3 separate regions of the Homo sapiens genome follow, and regions 1 and 3 are each linked to region 2. The links are chromatin loops, found by intact Hi-C in ENCODE. Cell type or tissue: IMR-90. All regions are shown on one strand. Links, peaks and the distances in the headings refer to the core of each region. The heading gives the core; the rest is flanking DNA. Region 1 holds the start of LOC105376299 (a long non-coding RNA gene). Region 2 overlaps NUP214 (nucleoporin 214). Region 3 overlaps NUP214 (nucleoporin 214).

Region 1 (7,126 bases), core at 1,352-6,351, 150 kb before region 2:
CGCTCCCTGCACATTTGATGGATTCCAGGGTACTCTGTGAACACTGACCCCTCTTCAAATCCTGCCCACAGCTTGTCAAATGGGGCCTCAGCGCAGAAGGCCAGCAGGGCCCTTATCAGTCAGCCCCACATGTGTCTGAGAGCCCACAGCAGGCAGCCCATTCTATGCCAAGCCCCTCACGAGCCCCGTTATCAAGGGACACATTCCAGCCAGGCCTCCCTTGTAAGGAGGGGAAGAGAAAGCCTGCCGCTTTCCGGCCAAGTGGGGAGGGGGCGCAGGGGCAGGAAGAGGATTATCACAGCAGGAAGGCCAGATGCTGGACTTGTTTCTTCAGGCAGCTTGAGAAAACACCACTGGGCTGGCTTGGCCGCCCTCAGGCCTAGAATGTGACCCTTCTCAGGAGGGGACCCCCTCCCTGCACTGCTGGGGTGAGGGTAGGTGGGGACAGGGACAACTGGTTCTTAGGAAGCCAAGAGAGCTCGTGTTTGCTCCCAGGAGCCTGGATGTGGCTGGTGAAGGTGGCTGGGGGTTTAGCCAGAGGCTGGAGGATTCTTCTGGGGAGGGTCTCAAAGCACCTTCCCCCGTGTGGCCTGCTCTCCCCAGGCTCAGCCAGCACCTGCCACGGGGGAGGACTCCAGCTGGTGAAAGAATAAACGAGCCAGAATGCAGGCCTGAAGGCTCAGGCTTTCTTTTTTTTTTTTGAGATGGAATCTCGCTCGTCACCAGGCTGGAGTGAAGTGGTGTGATCTCGGCTCACTGCAACCTCCGCCTCCCGGGTTCAAGCGATTCTCCTGCCTCAGCCTTCCGAGTAGCTGGGACTACAGGCGCGCACCACCATGCTTGGCTAATTTTTGTATTTTTAGTAGAGACAGGGTTTCACCATGTTGGCCAGGATGGTCTCGATCTCCTGACCTCGTGATCCACCCGCCTCGGCCTCCCAAAGTGCTGAGATTACAGGTGTGAGCCACTACTCAGCCTGGGTTTTCTTATTTTGTAGAAAATCCATTTCCCTCGTGCAATACTTGATGAGTCAGGCTTGATAGTGGGTGGTTGAGGATTTGGAGACACAAATCAGGTGGCTGGGTTGGATGTTGGAAAAGTCAGTAAGCTTTGCTGAGTCTCAATTTTCTCATCCTTAATGATAGATATTGGAAGCTCTTTCTTCATGTGGCAGTGTGTGTCAAGGGCTTAGTATAGAGCTGGCCCTGGTGGGTACTGCTGAAACTCTCTCTGTGGGCCACATACACGCACACGCACACACACACACAGTCACACTCACACATACACACACTTAGCACTAATTAAACAGCAGGTGGCCAGGCATGGTGCCTCATGCCTGTAATCCCAGCACTTTGGGAGGCCGAGGTGGGCGGATTGCTTGAGCTCAGGAGTTCGAGACCTTCCCTGAAAACCCCATCTCTACCAAAAATACAAAAAATTAGCCAGGCACGGTGGCGCATGTCTGTGGTCCCAGCTACTCTGGAGGCTGAGGTTGGAGGATCACTTGAGCTCAGGAGATGGAGGTTGCAGTGAGCCGAGATTGCATCATTGCACTCCAGCCTGGGTGACACAGTGAGACCCTATCTCAATAAATAAGTAAATGAATAAACAGCAGGCATAGCCAGTCTCTTTACATGGATAAGCACACTCAATCCTCATCAGCACTCTGAGAACAAGATACAGTTGTTATTCCCATGGTACAGATGAAGAAACCGAGGCTTAGATGAATGAAATCACTTGTCTAGGGTCACACCAGCCTAAGCAGAAGAACAGGGTTGGATCCCAGGCTGTTTGACCTCAACATGTGCATTCTTGGTGCCACATTTTCATGCCTTCAAATGGATTCATGAACCACTCATGGCCAAGGCAAGATGCAAAGAGCAGCCTGTGCCATGCCCTCCAAGGTCCCCCTGATCACAGAGGAGCTTGCCAGACCCTGTGTAGACTCCACTTCCCTTTGCACAAACCCTCGAGCCTGGAGCCTTGTCTTTCCAGCCGTTGGTAAACCAGAAGCAGCAGACGGGGAAGGTGGTGCCGGCTCAGCCCAGCGAGGCACGCAGAGGCCACAGCACCACATACTTCTGAGGGTCTGGGAGCAAGGCTGGTGCAGGGAGGCTTTTGAGGGGGACCGGGAGGACTCTAGAAACAAAGCCAGCCACGCCCCTCAGCTTGGGGGGAAACAGCTCCCGACACATCACCAGCCCCTAAGGTGTCACAGCAGAGTCACCCAACAGTGAGAAGCCTGGGAAACAGCGGAGGGGCACCGGCTTTGAGTTGCACATGAGTGGCTCAGATTTCAGTGCTTCAGGGGCCTCAGCTTTTGAGTCATGACTGTGGGAGCCCTGAGGGACACACCTGCTCCCTCCACCTGACCCGGGATGAGCATATTTTTTGAAGCATTGTTGGTCTTACGGAAAGGAGAGTTCATGGAAACGGCCCCCTCCCCAATTCAAACAGGAGATAAATCAAGAAATGTGAGCCGCTCCACAGTGGCTGAAGAAGAAAGCGTGGGTGGTCAGGTGCTGGGCACAGAGGTGGGATCTGGGCCCAGGGCAGTGGCCAACCAAAGGTCCTGAGAGGAGGAAACTGGTCTGGCCTGGCAGGTATCAGTGGGCTGGGAGGTCAGAGGCCAGGTTCCCACAGCAACACCGCCACAGGCGTGGTGGGCATGGTGGCGTGCGTCTGTGATCCCAGCTACTCAAGAGGCTGAGGTGGGAGAATCACCTGAGCCCCAGAAGTCGAGGCTGCAGTGAGCTGAGATTGTGCCACTGCACTCCAGCCTGGGTGACAGAGCGAGACCCTGTCTCAAAACAAAAACCAAAAAACTGGCTGGGTACTGTGGCTCACGCCTGTAATCCCAGCACTTTGGGAGGCTGAGGCAGGTGAACTGCTTGAGCTGACGAGTTTGAGACCAGCCTGGGCAACATGGCAAAATGCCGTCTCTACAAAAATTGCAAAAATTAGCTGGGTGTGGTGGTGCATGCCTGTAGTCCCAGCTACGTGGGAGGCAAGACGGGAGGATTGCTTGAGCCCAGGAGGCAGAAATTGCAGTGAGCTGTGTCATGCCACTGCACTCCAGCCTAAGTGACAGAACTAGACCTTGTCTCAAAACAAAAACCAAAAAACTGGTTGGGCATGGGGGCTCATGCCTGTAATCCCAGCACTTTGGGAGGCTGAGGCGGGTGAATTGCTTGAGCTCACAAGTTCGAGACCAGCCTGGGCAACATGGCAAAACGCTGTCTCTACAAAAATTGCAAAAGTTAGCTGGGTGTGGTGGCGCATGCCTGTAGTCCCAGCTACGCGGGAGGCAAGATGGGAGGATTGCTTGAGCCCAGGAGGCAGAAGTTGTAGTGAGCTGTGTCACGCCACTGCACTCCAGCCTGAGTGGCAGAACTAGACCCTGTCTCAAACAAAACAAAACAAACAAAAAACCCAAAAATTAGCCAGGCATGGTGGTGCATGCCTGTCGTCCCAGGCACAGAGGGGACTGAAGTGGGAGGTGGAGGCTGCAGTGAGCTGTGATTGCACCATCGCACTCCAGCCTGGGTGGCAGACTGAGACCCTGTCTGTAAATCAATAAGTAAGAGATTCAGAGACTGGGTAGGAAAAAAAAATTCCAGATTGATGAAGCTTAAAAGAGATCTGCACACACACAAAAAGAGAGCTCACCAAAAATTTAAGGATCCAAAAAGGTTAAAAATAATTTTCAGAGACATAGTTTCACCATGTTGCCCAGGCTGCTCTCCAACTCCTGAGTTTAAGTGATCTGCCCGTTTAACCTCCCAAAATGCTGGGATTACAGGCGTGAGTTACCACGCCTAGCCTATCTATCTATCTATCTATCTATCTATCTATCTATCTATTATATATATATATAAAAAGATATAAAGATATATTTTGATATGAGGCAAAGTTGTCTTATACTTTAAAAGCATTATCAATAATAGAAAGGGTGGGGCCAGGCATGGTGGTTCACACCAAGTAATCCCAGCACTTTGGGATGCTGAGGTGGGAGGTCTGCTTGAGGCCAGGAGTTTGAGACCAGCCTGGGCAACACAGTGAAACTCCTGTCTCTAAAAAAATGAAAAAAAAAAAATTAGCCTGGAATGGTGGCATGCTCGTGTAACCCTAGCTACCTGGGAGGCTGAAGTGGGAGGAACATTTGAGTCAAGGAGTTTGAGGCTGCAGTGGGCTGTGATGGTGCAACTGCACTCCAGCCTGGGTGACAGAGCAAGACTCCGTCTCAAAAAAAAAAAAAAAGAAAAGTCTATCAGTGTTACTTATCGTATTAACTGATGAAAGGAGGAAAAACTACAGGATCATTTTAATAGATGCTGAGGAAGTATTTTTAGAAGTTCACATAAATTTGTGATTAAGCCTCTTGGCAAGTCGGAAATGGGAGGATAAACATTAGCAGCATTCCTTCTGAGACTGGAAACAAGAATGTTCTGTTTGCTATTATCACTTCTGTTCAACAGAGTATTGGAGCTTCCACTCTAACATTAAGACTAGAAAAAATAAATTCGAAACATAAGGATTGGGAAAGAGAAAATAAAACACATTATTTTCAGATACTACCAGCTATATGGAACCCCAGAGGGAGAGTTTGGCAAGATACCTAGATATAAGAAAAATATACAAAAACTAATTTCATTTCTGTATACCAGGAAGAAACAATTGGAAAATATCCTTGAAAAAAAAAGGATAATGTTCACAAGAGTATGAAAATTATAATAAGTACCTAAGAATAAGTATAATGAAACGTAGGCAAGAATTAGGCAGGCAATTATACCTCCACCTCCTGGGTTCAAGCAATTCTCTGCCTCAGCCTCCTGAGTAGCTGGGATTACAGACGCCTGCCACCACGGCTGGCTAATTTTTTTGTATTTTTAGTAGAGACGAGGTTTCACCATCTTGACCAGGCTGGTCTTGAACTCCTGACCTCGTGATCCACCCACCTCGGCCTCCCAAAGTGCTGGGATTACAGGCATGAGCCACCACGCCCGGCCGAGATAACCCATTCTTAAGGACAGGAAAGCCTGATATTACAGAGATGTCAGTTCTTCATAAACTGATCTAGAGACTCAATGTAGCTTCTCGGGAGGCTGAGGTCAGGGGATTGCTTGAGCCCAGGAGTTTGAGATTGCAGTGAACTAGGATCGTGTCACTGCACTCCAGCAGGGGTGACAGGGGGAGACCTCATCTCTTAAAAAAAAAAAGCACAAAAAACCATCTTTTTTTTTTTTTTTTTTGAGACGGAGTCTCACTCTGTTGCCCAGGCTGGAGTGCAGTGGCGCAATCTCGGCTCACTGCAAGCTCCGCCTCCCGGGTTCACGCCATTCTCCTGCCTCAGCCTCCCGAGTAGCTGGGACTACAGGCGCCCGCCACCACACCCAGCTAATTTTTTGTATTTTTAGTAGAGACGGGGTTTCACCTTGGTCTTGATCTCCTGACCTCATGATCCACCCACCTCGGCCTCCCAAAGTGCTGGGATTACAGGCGTGAGCCAAAAAAACCATCTTAAAAGCAAACACCTAAAGCAGCATGGCTCATTAATGAGAGTTGTGATGACCCAAAGATTATGATTAATCCACTTCTGGACCTCTGTGGTCTCTTAGCAAGAATTGCAGCTCAGCCACCTCCTGACTCTGCTTAGCGAGCCGAGATGATAACAGCCCACTTGGAGAGTTCGGGGAAGTGTCAACAATGGCCTAGTGGGCTCCCATCAGTGGGAGCTATTCTTACTGTGCTTTGTGCAGGGACTTGAAGCCAGAATGCAAGGGGCCACTGGGCTTTCCCCTTTCCTGGGTGTGGAGTGGGGAACAGCCCGTTACCCCATGAGCCCTCTGAGTCCCACCCTGGTTAAAGCTCATACACTTCATTTCCACAGCCATTTGCAGAGAGCAACCCACCTGCACTCAGCTGTGCTGGTTACAAGTAACCGAAGCCCAGCTCCAACTCTGCAGCCAAAAAGGGAAAGGACTCACCCACTTGAGATGTCCAAGGCTTGAGTCCAGGGATTGAGACGCTGGTCTAGTTGGTTCCTCCCATTTCAGAGAGACCGAAAACCGAAGCTCAGAGAGGTCAAGAGAATTGCCCAAAGTCACACAGACGCCAGTGGGAGGCTGATGCCCCAGCTGGCTCTGCTGACTCCAAAGCCTGGGTTTGGGTTCATCTGCAGGAGGAAACACAGCTGAGTCAAAAGCCCAGTGACTCGGTGGCAGCGCATGTCTTCCAGGAACAGAACAAACACAAGCCCATATCTGCAGGCGAGCCTTGCCTCGGCCTCCACAGCGCGGGTGGTAGAGTCAGGCGCCCCAGGCCCCTGAAAACCAGGACGCAGTCCCGTGGCCCGTCTCTCCCAAGAAACAGAATCCTAGCCGGACCCCGTGCCTGCTGGGCGTGGAGTGGAATGTTGCAGCTGCTTGGGTTTGGGGCAGGAAGGAAGGGGAGATGGAACAAGGTTGAGGGTCTCCGTTCCCCCTGGAGTGCATGGAGGCTTCCTCCTTCTCCCCTTTGAGATCTCAACACAACCCCCCACGTAGATTTTGAATGTGATCATTGAAGAGTGAGGGGCTGCTGATCCCTCCCGTGAGAGACCTGACCTGGCCCCTCTTGGCAAAGCTATCCAGGAACCAGGTCAGAGGCAGAAGGACCTTTGCCCTACAAACTACCCCATCCTTTCCCGGACTCAGAGCCTTGGGCTATACCTGGATGGATTCCCTTGGCCTTTCCACCTGAGGGGCCTGGAGGTTAGGTTGATTCTTGTTTTTTGTTTTTTTGAGACAGAGTCTTGCTCTGTCACCCAGGCTGGAGTGCAGTGGTGCATTCATGGCTCACTGCAGCCTCAACTTCCTGGGTTCAAGCAATCCTCCTACCTCAGCCTCCTGAGTAGCTGGGACTGTAGGTGCATGCCGCCATGCTGGGCTATGTTTTGATTTTTAGTAGAAATGGGGTCTTGCCATGTTGCTCATGCTGGGGTGCAGTGGCACCATCATGGCTGACTGCAGCTGCATGATCTTGCTATGAGTCTAATTATATTTCCCAGGCTGGTCTTGAACTCCTGGACTCAAGGGACCCTCCGGCTTTGGCCCCCTAAAGTGCTGGGATCATAGGTGTGAGCTGG
Region 2 (7,126 bases), core at 1,237-6,236:
ATCCTTTGCATGTGCAATTCACAATAGGGTTCATGCTCCTATGAGAATCCAAAGCTGCCGCTGATCTGACAGGAGGTGGAGCTCAGGTGGTAATGCTCACTTGCCTGCCGCTCACCTGCTGTGTGGCCCAGTTCCTAAGAGGCCACAGACCGGTACTGGTCTGCAGCCCAGGGCTGGGGACCCCTAATCTATAAGAAATCCATTTTATTTTTTTAAATTATTTTTGTTTATTGTGGTAAAATACACTTAACAAAATCTGCCATCTTAAAAGTAACCATTTTTAAGTGCACATGTAGTTCAGTGATACTAAGTACATTCACATTGCTGTGCTACAAGAAACCCATTTTAAATATAAAGACAAAATAAGTTGAAATAAAAGGATGGAAAAGATATGTTGTGGTGCTGGGACAACTGGATATCCACATTCAAAACAATGAAGTTGGATCTCTACTTCACACCATTTACAAAAATTAACTCCAAATGGATCAGAGACCTAGATATAAGAGCTAAAACCACATAACTCTTCAAAGAAAACATCGGTGTAAATCTTTATGACCTTGGATTAGGCAATGGTTTCTTACATGTGACACCTAAAGCACAAGCAACAAAAGAAAAAATAGATAAACTGGACTAAATTTTCGTGTCAAAGGACACAACAAGAAAGTGAAAAACAACTCAAAGAATGGGAGAAAATATTTGCAAATCATATGCTTGATGAGAGACTTGAATACAGATTATATAAAGAAACTTAGAGCTCAAAAATAAAAAGACAACCTAATTTTAAAATGGAGCAAAGGAACTAAATAGATATTTCTCCAAAGATACAACTGGCCAATAAGCACGTGAAAAGATGCTCAATATCACCAGCCATTAGGGAAATGCAAATCAAAACCACTGATAGTGTGAGATACCATTTTATACCACTAGGATGACTATAACCAAAAAGATAGTCAATAATGAGTGTTGGTGAGGATGTGGAGAAGCTGGAACCCCCATACATTGCTGTTGGGAATGAAAAATGGTGCAGCACCTCTGTAAACCAGTTTGAGCTATGTAATCCAGCGATTCCACTCCTACATACATACCCAAAAGAACTGAAAGCAGGGACTCAAACAGACACTGTCCACCAACAGTCTTTCCTGACCTACTCCCCCAGCATTCTTCCTCTTGTTCCCTCTACTCTCGTCACCAGAGGTCCCCCCTGACTCGCTCTTCAACTTGTAGACACGCTCCTGCTACAGGCCCTGTGCTTGGAGCTTTCTTCCGAGATATTAATGAGACCTGCTGTGTGGCCTTTCTCTCTTCATTCAAAGGTCACCTTCCTGAGAAGGCCTTCCCTGGCCACCCTATTTAAAATTATAACCCATGTTCAGACAATACTCTCTAACCTTTCCCCCGCTTTAATTTTCTCCATCACACCATATCACCATCTAATATATTACATATTTTACTTATTTATTTTGATTATTGTTTGTCTCTCCAAACAATCAGTCTGTTAGTTTTTTTGGTCTATTTTGTTAACAACAAAACAGGTAGTTTATCTCCAGCTCCTAAGAATACTGTGTGGCATACAACAAATGCTCATTAAGTATTTGTTGAAAGAATGAATAAATGAATGAATGCACACCAAAATAAGTGTTTGTGTAATTGGCAGTTTCCCGGCTGTCTTCTTGTTTGGTTTGTCTTATTCAACTACCCTATCTCTAGTACCCAGGGCAGTATCATGCTCACAGCAGACGCTGTGTAAGAATCTGCTGAATCAAGCGATGGAGCACTGCAAAGGAATTTGAATAGCTGTGGGTTGGCGCCAGATAAACACTCTTCCAACGAACTGAATGGATGAGGCCAATGAACATAAAGTACACCAATGGCAGAAATATGTAAGCTCATCCTATGATGAATCTTCTGTAGATACCACTGAGAAAAAGCTAACTGCAAAATTAAATACTTAAAATACACTTAGGAAACTACTGTTTAAAAGAATCTGTTCCACGAGAGCTGGCTGAAAATAATTTTAAAAATAAAACATAAAAGAATCTGAAAGCAAGTCATTTTACAATGAACATATTCTCTCGATCTTTCCTGGGGAGGGGTGGCAGTAAACACCAATTTTCACTTTTCAATTTATGTTTGGAGTAGAGTTTACCTATTATTCAATAAATGATTATTGAAAGGAATGCTTCTACATTTCAGGCACCATGCTGGGCATACACATGAAATAATTATACCAGAGTCTAATTCTGTGGAGAATGGAACAGAAAGTTTCTTCAAGATTTCTTAAGTTGTCTGAGATTTTTTGTCAGAAAGAGTAGACTCAAAATTACTCCTTGAACAAACCCTTCATCAAAGATCAGCTCAGATGAACCATTTAGGGAAATGAAGCTTGAGAAAAGGAGAAGTGGAATCTCCAAAAGGTGCTTCTCATACATGGTTAGCACCTAATATATCTCAGAAACACTAGACAATACTTCCTGTACCATATGCTGAGTTTTCCCATCTTATGTAACATTCTGCCTTGCCTTCCCTATGCTGGGAATCTGGCTACAATTCCCAAACTCTAATGCATAGTTCTTTCCCTTGAAAAGCTTGCAACAACCACAAATACCATCTTGGTCTAAACAGCATACCAAGGCTCCGAGGTCACTACAAAATAGTAATAGAGAAGGCTTGTTTTTTGGCTGTTAGTATGGCCCTGAGATAACTAAAAATTCCTCAAACAAGCAGTGTTGATAAACAGAACAACATGGAAAAAAAGAGGCCAGCGGACCAGTGAGGCAGGGCCACTTGAGAGAGGGAAAACAGAACCGTGGGCAGATCTGCTCTGTGCAATGGCAGAGGGTGGGCACGCTGTGGAGAACCACAAGGTCTATGGCTGCCCTTCTTGCTGCTAGACTAATCATGGGTACCAGACACTAACTCCCTGAAATCTGATACTAGTCCTCAAGATCCCCATGTTCCAAGTGAGGAAATGTCCCTCAACTCTTCCCTTTGCCACAGGGGATGGTGGTTGGTCTAAAGGGATCACAGTCACAAAATATGCAGGGCAAAGCAGGGCACAGGCATGTTCTGCGAACCTGCCCAGGGCAGCGGGAGGGAGTCAGCACCCTGAATTCCGAACACAGATGAGGACTAAAGACAAATGAGCTAGGCTGGGCACAGTGGCTCCTGCCTATAATCACAGCACTTTGTGAGGATGAGGTGAGAGGATCACTTGAGCCCAGAAATTTGAGACCAGCCTGGGGTGACATGGCAAAAACTCCATCTCTACAAAAAATTAAAAAATTAGCTGGGTGTGGTGTCATGTGCCTGTAGTCCCAGCAGCTACTTGGGAGGCAGATATGGGAGCATGGCTTGGGCCCAGAAGGTTAAGGCTACAGTGTGCCATGATCGTACTGCACTCTGCACTCCAGTCTGGGCAAGAGTGAGACCTTGTCTAAGAAAAAACAAAAAACAAAAAACAACAACAACAACAACAACAAAACCACCACCACCACCAAAAAAACAAGTGAGCTCCACCAGCAACAATCCAGCCCTCAAACATGGCATGGCAGAGAAGCTAAAGTCTCCAAACAGAGGTGCTGTCTTTTATACAAAAGCAAAAGAAATGGGAAGAACAGAAATGCCTGGAGAAGGGAAGTGAGGGAGGAGAGTGTCACCCTTGAGATTACAGTTTCCAGAATCAAGTCTGCATGAGACCCAAAGCATCAACTCTGGAACCCCTAGGGCATTAAAAAAAAAAAAAAAATCAACCTGCACACCTAATGTGTACCACACAGAGACTTACACATGGCAAACAGAAACTGAGCATACAGCATCAAGACAAACTTTAAAAGTTTGTGAGGCAACTGTCACCGGCCAGTTAAAAAGGACAGTCTCCTGAAAATGCATTGTGTAGGCAGGCTTAGCCGCCACCCCCCTTATAACCTAAGGCGGTGCAGGAAAACCAGACTGTGACAGTGGCACTGCTGCTCCCTGCAGGCAGTCCACCGCTACTACAGAAGCAGCCAGGGGCTGAAACACACTGCAGTCAGAACATACCCCATGGCTGTAGAAGGGGTTGCAGGGTTATTCTTCAATTCCTGCACATTTACCACTTGAGGGACATTCTTCAACGTTGATTCAGTCAAAGTGTTTACAGCTAATTTAAACAGAGAAGAGAGAACACCATATTAATTCCAGCAAAGGATAAAAAGTTCTAGCCACATATAAATGAAAAACCAAGACATGAGCCCAAGCAGATTAGAGCCTTATCATGTGAAGGAAATCTACTCTAGGTAGTTCTTGCAGCATTGTGTTCAAAGGAACACCTGGCCTACTCCATTAACACAGGTGATGGAACAAGGCTTCCTGTAACTGAATCGAATGTACTAGAGTAGGGGAAAAGAATTCTCTGGCCAGCTTTTCTACACAGAGCTGAGACACCTGCCACACTGCTGGTCTGTCCTGGAAAAGGGCAGCTTGAGCTAGAGGATTAACAGCATCTAGACTCAGGATTTCTGCCACTCATTCACTGTCTTTCTTTAACATGGGCTTATTATGTGCCAGGCTCTGTGTTAGGGGCTGCGAATACAAAATGTATCTATAGTTTCTTCTCTAAAGAAACTCATGGCCTAGTGAGACAGAAAGGCATAATGAATAAAATGTGGAAAATGGAGCTTGGACAATAATGGGAGAAGAGACTAAGAGGCATATATCTGACACCTCCTCATCAGCTTTCGTCTTATAATTGTAAATTGTATCCCAAAAGACTTAATGACATTCTATAATTAGCAATTAAGGAAGCCTGAGCAAAGCTTGTGGCTCATTACTAACTGCATCACTGGCCAAGGTGAAAGTGGTTATCACAAGCAGAATGACAGACCTGTAGTTAATTCTCTTTTATTCCCTCTTTCAAAGAAGTGACCAGAACATCTTGCCCACGACTGCACATCTTTCATATTTCATATTCAAAGGTGCCTATACCTTAGAAATTTTTGCATCCAACATGATAATACAGATCACACCACCTTCTGCTGAGTGGAACAATCCTCAATCCTAATAGATTTTAACGTTTTACAGATCATTGACTTGATCAACTTGATTTCAGGCCTGTTCAGCACAATGGCAAGATTCTACCTGGTCCAAGTAATATTTAAAGAGATCAAAGAATTCTATTTTTAGAAAGCCCAAAGGTACCTCAAAAGTTATCTTTGTTTTGTTCTTCAATATATATGTTAGATGTCTTAATAAAGGTTTTAATATTTGAATTTTTCTTTACAATCTTTTGACTTATCACTGTTTAATGTTAGTTCTTTTTTCCTAAATCAAACTATTATGTCTTTTTAGTCTTTAAAAAAAACTCTAAATTGATAAGTGTTGTAAGCAGTGATACATCTAAAAAATAATTTTACTCAGCTAAAATGAAAATATTTGGCTTATATCTGTTTCTTGACCCTGGCACTACTGACATTTTGGGGCTAGATAACCCTTTGTTGTGGGGGTGTCTTATGCATTTTAAAGATTTTTTTTTTGCAGCATTCCTGGCCTCTACCCACTAAATGCCAGCAACACTGCCAACTGTTTCAGGGGTGGAGGACAGGGAAGTGGGGGCAGCCTCTAGTTGAGAACTACTAGCTTATAAAACTGATAACTAGTGATAACTGAAGTCCTTGAGACCAACTACGCAGACTGTAAAATCCTAATGTACAATGTACATTAACGTAGAAAGTAGTAGAAAGTTTGGGATAATGACAAGCCACTGACGAAATGTTAAGTGCTAACTGACTTATTAGCGCTTCCTTCTGTAAAAGTTAAATTTTACAATGTTAAAAAAAAAGCTTTGGTCAGGAGCAGTGGCTCATGCCTATAATCCCAGCACTTTGGGAGGTAGAGGCGGGTGGATCACTTGAGCCCAGGAGTTTGAGACCAGCTTGGATAACATGGTGAAATCCTGTCTCTACAAAAATTTTTTAAATATTTGCCTGGTGTAGTGGTGCATGCCTGTAGTCCTAGCTATCCAGGAGGCTGAGGTGGGAAGGTCACCTGGGTTCGGGAGATCACGGAGGCTGCAGCGAGCCGTGATCGCACCAGTGTCCTTCAGCCTAGGCAACACAGTGAGACCCTGTCTCAAAAGAAAAAAAAAAAAAGCTTCATGCAAGATATAGTTGGAGAAGAAAAAATGCTCAACTGAAAAAGAGCAGAGGGTTAGAGTCTGGGTTCTGCTACTTATTGGTGGGATAACCTTCACCTCTCTGAACTTCAGATTACTCAAACACAAAATGGTCATTCTTTTTGTTTGTTTGTGTTTGTTTTGTTTTAGAGATGAGGTCTCACTATGTTGCCTAGGGTGGTCTCAAACTCCTGGCCTCAAGTGATCCTCCCACCTCAGCCTCCCAAAGTGCTGGGATTACAGGCATGAGTCACTATGCCCAGCCAAAATAGCCATTCAAATACCTACCTCTTGGGGTAGCTGCAATCTGTAAGATACTAAGAGATGACGCTAGTGTTATTCGATGATCGAATTTCAAAGGTTATAATTTTAGGGCTCTAAGCAGACATTATTCAAAAGTAGGATTAGCAATTTTGTTTAAAAAAAAAAACAAACCCCACTGATTTCCACCTTAACTAAATGTGGCAGTTCTAATCCCTCCCCTTAAAAGCAAAGATTTTCAGACCTAGTCTCTGCTTTCTTAGAACTCTCTCCACAAAGGGGAGAGGGCTGTCACATCAATCTTCTCTTCTGAAGGGCACCAAAGAGCGCCCACTGTTTCTTGCCACCTGCTGTCCTGGCCTGTGACTCAGACAGCTCATAATCAGCCTCTGTACAGGTATGGGGCTACAGCTTTTACCTGGTGCCTGACTGGCCATCTGCCGCCTGAGTGCTGCTGCGGCAGCTGCCTGCGGGGCTGAGATGGGGTGGGAAGGACTAGGTGCACCATGTTTCACGGTTTTCGTGGCAAGCATTGTGCTATCGGCCCCTTGAGGAATAATTTTGCTAGCAGATGTAGCCACTAAGAGGAAAAGAAAAATTAAGTGTGAGTGGGTGAGAGAACAGGAAAATACAAAAGGTTAAATTGGTAAATTCTTTATGTTCGACTGCAGGGAAAATGCTAAAATTAGCGTTAACATAGAAAAGTACCAGTAAACT
Region 3 (7,126 bases), core at 845-5,844, 50 kb before region 2:
GGTGAGACTCAAAAAGGGGGATACTTACGAGTTATTTGACCCAAAGCTGAACCCTGAAAAGCAGAATAAGAGTGAAGTTAAAGCACGCATCCACTCGAAAGACAAAGGTGGTCCCCATGCTAAGTGTCTGCCCTCCTCTGTGCTTCTTGTGGGAAGCCCTCCGTGCCTCCACCACCTACAGGAAGGCAGGAAAGGTACACACAGAAGCCCCTTTATTCTGAGTTTGTCCTCTGGAGCTACTCAGATCCCCCAGAAGGCAGAAAAAATCCTTTACTTTTTATGAGTTATCTTCTTGGTATTTTAGGGTTCTTCCTCCCTCCTCGGCCCCAGCTGTAGGCAGAGGGTCTCTGGCTTGGCCTCTCAGCTGTACTGGACCACATAGATCCATTCATTAGGAAAACCTTTTTTTTTTTTTTTTTTTTTTGCTGTTGTTGTTTTTCCATCCATTTGCTTCCTCTTCTTTTTGGGGGCCAGAGAAGCAAGATGGCTGGATTCTAGGCCTGGTTCTACTGCTAACTGCTAACACTTAGTTCCTTGGAGTTTCTGTTTCTTCACGGGTACAATTGTAATGATACCTAAATTCTGTGCCTTGTCAGTTTACTGCAAGAACAAAATGGAAGACACATATTCTGCCATCTGAAGAAGCAGAGTGTTAAACAAATGCAAGATGTTTTGTGAAGTTTCTATGCCTTTTTTTTTTTTTTTGAGTCTGCTGGCTTAGATTTTTTAAACCAAGGCCTAGTAAGACCATTATTATTTTGGGCTTCTCAAATCCTGAGAGGAAATCAAGACAGTAATTTCTTTGGTAAGAAATGACACAGTGTTCTAAGTCTAACTAAAACCTAAAAAAAAATATATATGCCAGGTGCTGTAATCCCAGCACTCTGGGAGGCCGAGGTGGGTGGATCATGAGGTCAGGAGATGGAGACCATCCTGGCTAACACAGTGAAACCCCATCTCTACTAAAAACACAAAAAATTAGCCGGGCCTGGTGGCGGGCGCCTGTAGACCCAGCTACTCAAAGGCTGAGGCAGGAGAATGGCGTGAACCCGGGAGGCGGAGTTTATAGTGAGCCGAGATTGTGCCACTGCACTCCATCCTGGGCAACAGAGCGAGACTCCGTCTCAAAAATATATATATATATATATGTTTCAACCACTTTCAGTATGTTACATATTTATTTATTTTGAGACAGGGTCTCATTCTGTCACCCAGGCTGGAGTGCAGTGGTGCAATCACAGCTCACTGCAGCGCTCAAGTGATCCTCCTGCTTCAGCCTCCCGAGTAGCTGGGACCACAGGTGTGTGCCACCATGTCTGGCGAATTTTAACATTTTTTGTAGAGAATGGAGTCTTGCCATGTTGCCCAGGCTAGTCTCAAACTCCTGGGCTCAAGTGATCCTCCTGCCTTGGTCTCCCAAAGTGCTGGGATTACAGGCGTGAACCACGTGCCCAGTCAGCTTTTAAAATACTAAACAGACTGGTCAGGTAAAACATACTCATTTCTTTGGGGGAGAAGGCAAGAGGGACCCATTTTGCTTGTGAGGGGAGAACTTGTGGCAGCTTACCTCCTGTGCCTGATCCAAAACCAGAGAATCCGCTACTCTGGGTCCCAAAACCAGAAGTCTGTTGGGACAGTGATCCGAAAGTGGGGGCATTCTGACTCGCGAGCGTGCCGAAGGATGTGGTGTTGCTGCTGCTCCCAAACCTGCGCTCCAGTGAGAAACAGACTGAGGTCAGTGGGGCCTCTCACCACTTGCCCATCTGCAAGCCTCAGCCCCCTGCTGTAAGTCCCAATACACACGACACTCATGATCCAGGGTGACAGGCTGGGCCTAACTAGCAGCCTTTCAGAGAGAATGAGCTATCGCCCAGGGCCAACTTTTATCTCTGCTCTAGGAAGAAAAATGGCAGGACTACAGTATGAAATCCAACCTGGCCAGTGTTTTAGTTTCCATCCCCCATTGGAACACCAGGGCATTTGGGAACTATGCAGTACACAGTTCCTGCTCTACCTCCAACAATCCTTAAGCTTTATTCTATCATTTTAGCATTTCTCACTTACCGACCATTCCCCCACATCCTGCTCCCATTTATTTATCTTCAGCTCCTCTTGGGATCTTGATTCTATTTACTTTTTCCAAGTCATTTCATTCAGGATTTTGTATTTGCTTCCTGAATCAATAATTACTACCCAAACCAATGTAAAAGTGGCCACTATTTTCCTTCCCCTGCTCGCCCCACCTGGAGACAATCCCCTGTGCCCCCTCACTCAGTTCTCCCTCCAGATATGGTCCAGCACACAAGGTGGCACTGTGTGACCTATCAGAGCCCCTTGAATTGTTTGCAGAGGAACTCGGCTGGGTTGGGGAGAGCTTCTGGGGTCTGGAGGTGACTAGGTGAGGGAAACGGATCAGTGGTTTCTGGGAGAAGGGGCAGCACCTGGGGGCAAGAATCAACCCCAAAGCAAGAAAAAGTATCTAAAACTCTGCCTTCCCACCATTCTATTCACTTTTAATGGTGAGGTCAAGGCTCTTTCCATACAAAGGTGGCCAAGGGATCTGCTCTCATTGGACTTTCTCCCAGGAGCGGCCTGCTCCCTTCCTCCTCCTGCCTTGGGCCTCATCAGCAACAGCCTGCCCTTCAGGGTCGGAGACAGGCTCATGGCCAGGGACCTGGAAGAAGGTAATGGGCTCTTATGGAGATTTAATAACTGACCTGGCATTAACCTTTTTTAGGACTGACTAACCAGCCAATCGGGATTTGTGTGAGAGCCGCCCCAAGGCAGAATATACTTTTCTACTAGTAAAGAAAACAGCTGGTTTCAAATAAATAAATCAATTCACAAGATACCCAGCCAACCCAAACCTTCTACCAACTCTGTGGTACTGTGTGCTGGTTCATCACTGCAGAGAACAGCATCCATTAAGACCTCTGAGAATACCAGCCTAAGTGGGTCTCTAACTGTCCTTTCAAAGCTTTCCTTAACTTTAATTCTTGGGGTTTCCTGAGGGCAAACCTAAGGCATCAGTCTCCCGTGAAACAGGAGAAGCAGCACGCCAACCCTCTCACTCCTGCTGCTGCGCTCCAGCATCTTGCACGGAGGGGAAGGGTGTGAGTAAGAACATACTATAGTTTATTTTCAAGATAAAGATGCTGTCATCTTGCCAAGACTCAGATCCAAGTATCTCAACAATTCCCCTAGACAAAATCATCTCCCCTCCCCCAAACCTTCAGCTCATGCTGAGCCCAGTACTGCGGCAAGAGGCGTTTTAGAACTCCTTTCAGGCATCGACACCTCCTTTGAACAAGAGACTTGGTAGTCATCCCGTGTACATTTTTTAAATTGGGATGTTGTGGTGTGGTGAAGGTTTTTTTCCCTTGGGGTTTTGGCAACCACACTGAAATTCTGCCCTTAAAAGCGACTCCCTAAAAATGGCCTTTTCCAGTGCAGACGCACACGAGGCAATGAGAGCAGCTTCGAAATCCCTGATCATCCAGGATCTTCCCACGGGAGGACCTGTGCAACTGAATACTCACTCTGGGGGGCTGCAGGGGAGCAGGGGACACAGGGAGTTGTTTGTTCAAGGACAACGGGTCTAACACAGAATAATCCCAAGAGGAAAGAATCTGGTGAAAACCATTCATTGAGGACTTCCTAACAGAAGCTCCACACCGGGGCACCTCTTGGCTACAAAGCAGTAGTTAAGGCAGGGCTGGTGCCTTCCTTTAGCCCCAGCAGGAGAACAGGGGCTCTGATGACCAGCATTTCTCATACCAGGGAACAGCAACACAGCTGAGGTCCACCATGAATTCAACAAAGCCTGGCTTGAACGAAATGAGTCTTACCCTGGAGAGGTACAGGAATCCTTGAGGGAGTTGTTCACAAATTTCAAGGGAGGGGCCTTCACCTCATGGTCAAATTTCTTTTCAGAGCAAGAGTACAGGCCCCTAGTGCTTTTTGGCTGGCGTGTGGGTTCCCAAGGGCCCTCCCCAGGGGGCTTACCCGAATCCTCCTGCGCTGGCAGCTGCAGTGCCCTCTCCGAACACTTTGCCTCCCGTCGAGCCCAGAGGGCTTGTAAAGGCTGGGGCTGAACCGAATGCTGGCACCCCTCCAAACCCAGGGGATCCCCCAAAAGTAGGAGGGCTGCCAAACACTGGAGCAGCACCGAAGCCACCTGAGCAAAACAGAGGCAAACAAACAGAAATAGGGAGAAAGAAAGGAGGAGACAGGAAGAGAAGACATTGAGCAATGAGAAACCAAATCAAAATAGGAAGAAAAAAGGGAAAAGAGGATGTTAGCAATTCAAATGCAAGAACTAGAGTAAAGGGCAACACCCCCCCTCCCCCCCGCCCTTCTATCAAGAAAATAGTAATGAAAACAACAAAACAAAAGCCCTCAAACCAAACCACTCCCCTCCATTCCTAGCAGAGGGCTCTGGGGTCCACTCAGGAGAGCTCCTGCAGACCCTGTGAAGTCACTGTGAAGCCGTGTGAGCAGACCTCCAAGAGCCCACTCGGTGCACCTTCCACCCCTCCCAGGTCCTCTGAGCTGTTTGGAGTGAAAAACCATTCTCAAAAACTCCAATCCCTACCTAGCTGACAAAAGATGACAGACTATATTACTTATCAGTACACAGGCAAGACATCCAGCTTCATAGAAACCCAAATTATAAAATCAGAGGCTCAAAACCTCCTCTCAGGGAGAATCCCTGAATTGGGTCATAGCAGAGACAGAGACGTGTATGCTGGCGCCCAGCCAGGTGCTTTTTATTTATTTACAGCCTGATGGCTCCTACGTCTCTCATCAGAGTCTCCCTTTCTCTCGCTCAGTGGAGGTTTGTTTTTTTTTTTTTAAATGCTTTTTTCCTGCAGTCTGGAATTACTTCCCAATGAAAAAACACACCAAATTTCTTCTTTGGAGGCAGGCTGCTGCATAAATCTAATAAAATAATAAGTCAACAGTGAGGACAGCCCTAGAGTTCAGATGCCTTCTGCAACGTTGCCAACACTGCTGCCCAGTGGGCTCAGGCTGCCAGAGGGCAGCACCACACAGGTGGCCACACAGACAAGGGTCAGGTCACGCACAGGGCACCCTACTCTGATTGCTGGTGATGCCTGTCAGGCAGGAAGACAAAACATCCTCTCCTGAGCTATTCCTGATGCGGGTTCCCAAACTTCCAAGATACTGCTGAAATCATTCTAAAGTATTAGAATAGACACTCAGTGAGTGTCTTCTTGAATGAATGGAATAGAATGGCATAAGAAATGTGCTCTAACTGGGAGCACCCTCTAAAGGGAGTACTTCTTAAGGTGAGTGTTGGCCTATGAACTGCGTGCTAGCGGGAGTAATGGTGGCCTAGCGACAAGCCTTTTCTCCCCTTTCAGAAAGTCAATCTGTTGTTAGAGGGATGAAATCCAGACTTCTTATTGTTTATGTAATCACAACACAAGCTTCTGCCATCTGAATCAGGAAAGATCAAATCCTGGGTATGAAAAGTTGTCAGCTGAATCCCTCAGTTAACTGTTATTTTGTGATTCACTCATGTGCCTATTTGCCATTAACAGTGGTAGGCTGCACAACTGAGAAGATACTTTTTTGCTAAGGCTCGTGTTTGGGTTAACATTCCGCATGTTAAAACACTGAGTGAAATTCCAAGCCATGATAATGGAGACTGTTGGGTTATAAATATAACAGACTGGAAAAAAAAAAGTGCTAAAAAACCCTTACAGTTGAATTATTTAAGACTGATCACAGATCTAGTTACACTTTCTTCCTAGACATGCAGGGCGCTATCTAGTACCTTGTATCAATATTGCTTAGACTTCTTGGTGGAAGGTGAGTGAAAAATGGGAAGTCATGATGATACAGAAAATAAACTGGACAGGGGAGGGGTGGCGGTTAAATATACACAGAGAGAAAAAGCCCCCAAACAACACACCTGGGTCACAGCCAAATTAAACAGGAAGAAAACAGTCACTCTGGCTTAAAGAGGCAACTCTCTCCTGATGGCAGGAGGGGTTTGATTTTATCAGTTGCCGTATTTTCATAAATTTCTTCTCCAGAAGAAACAAATTTTCTAATAATCAATGATGATAAACTTTCTGATTTATTGAGGGCCCACTATATGCCAGGTGCTTCACAGCAGTTTTCTTAAATCTTCCCAATAAGCCTGGGATCCTTACATCACAGGGGAGGAAACTGAGACTTAGAGAATATGCCACTTGTCCCAACTTCAGCCAGCTGATGGGTGCTAGAGCTGGGACTGGAACAAGGTCTGTGCGACTCAAACGCCCACCTCTCATCTTCCCCATCATTCATCCCCTGCCTGCCTCCCTCCAAATCTAACACTTTAGCGAGACAGCAGGGTGTAGACCACTGACCATGGTGGGCAGCAAGGCCATCTTCAGTCCATCCCACCTTCCTCCTGTCCTCTCCCCGGATGACCTCCAGCAGGATAATTTTATAATGCAATTTTACTGAAGGGAGGATAGATACTTTTGGAATTTTTCAAAGACCCATCCAAATCATCAACTTAAAATCTCTCTTAAAGCAAAAAGTGCCCTGATGCCTGGACAGGAAGGCAGTTCCTCTATTCACAGCAGCCCTTCCTTCTGCTCGGGACTTCCAGTCCCCTCTTTCAATAGAAAAAGCTCTCCCAGAACCAATACGAGTTCTGCAGCAGAGAGATGAAGTCCTGAAACATGAGGGGGAGTGGCCTTTCCCCTGCCCTCACTTTGATGTTTATGGTTACTAGTTCACTCATCTTATGTATCTGAAAGATAGTTGTTCTCTATTCGAGGCCTCAATCTAAGTATTAGTTTCATGGGGCAAATAAGTACTTACTATGAAAAGTTGGGGCATACATTTTCTCTAAGACTAGACAAATAAAAGGGTCAGATTTTCTTTCTTTTTTTTGAGACAGAGTCTTGCTTTGTTGCCCAGGATGAAGTGCAGTGGCATAATCTTGGCTCACTGCAATCTCTGCCTCCCAGGCTCAATTGATCCTCCCACCTCAGTCTCCCGAGGAGCTGGGACTACAGGTGTGCACCAACGTGCCTGGCTTATTTTTGCATTATTTTTTTTTGTAGAGACGGGTTTTTGCCATGTTATCCAGGCTGGTTTC

Evidence for each region. Hi-C counts contacts between places; a loop is a spot of excess contacts. Peaks named below come from ENCODE experiments on the same cell type or tissue, not always from the same donor. Only the 100,000 strongest peaks of a DNase experiment are listed, where the experiment ranks them.
Region 1: a loop joins it to region 2, with 6 times the contacts of the local background. A loop is called at or near these places in 103 of 110 quality-filtered maps.
Region 3: a loop joins it to region 2, with 2.5 times the contacts of the local background. A loop is called at or near these places in 13 of 110 quality-filtered maps.

What each region holds. Positions count from the first base shown.
Region 1 is chr9:131,324,501-131,331,626 of GRCh38, reverse strand. LOC105376299 (a long non-coding RNA gene) reads right to left here and starts at 6,757. Exons shown (of 4, transcript XR_001746959.3): 1 at 5,988-6,757. RefSeq lists an enhancer at 546-1,500. In IMR-90, for the core only: no CTCF peak of the experiment used is centred there; a DNase peak (open chromatin) is centred at 4,416; H3K27ac peaks cover 312 bases.
Region 2 is chr9:131,175,323-131,182,448 of GRCh38, reverse strand. NUP214 (nucleoporin 214) reads right to left here. Exons shown (of 36, transcript NM_005085.4): 23 at 6,828-6,989; 24 at 4,039-4,138. Among named protein-coding and RNA genes, the nearest start is that of NUP214, 53 kb to the right of the region's middle. In IMR-90, for the core only: a CTCF peak has its summit at 3,977 (motif pointing left); DNase peaks (open chromatin) are centred at 1,808, 2,608 and 3,978; H3K27ac peaks cover 1,589 bases.
Region 3 is chr9:131,225,211-131,232,336 of GRCh38, reverse strand. NUP214 (nucleoporin 214) reads right to left here. Exons shown (of 36, transcript NM_005085.4): 33 at 4,006-4,177; 34 at 1,568-1,707; 35 at 29-53. Among named protein-coding and RNA genes, the nearest start is that of FAM78A, 48 kb to the left of the region's middle. RefSeq lists enhancers at 3,531-4,529, 4,530-5,529. In IMR-90, for the core only: no CTCF peak of the experiment used is centred there; a DNase peak (open chromatin) is centred at 3,146.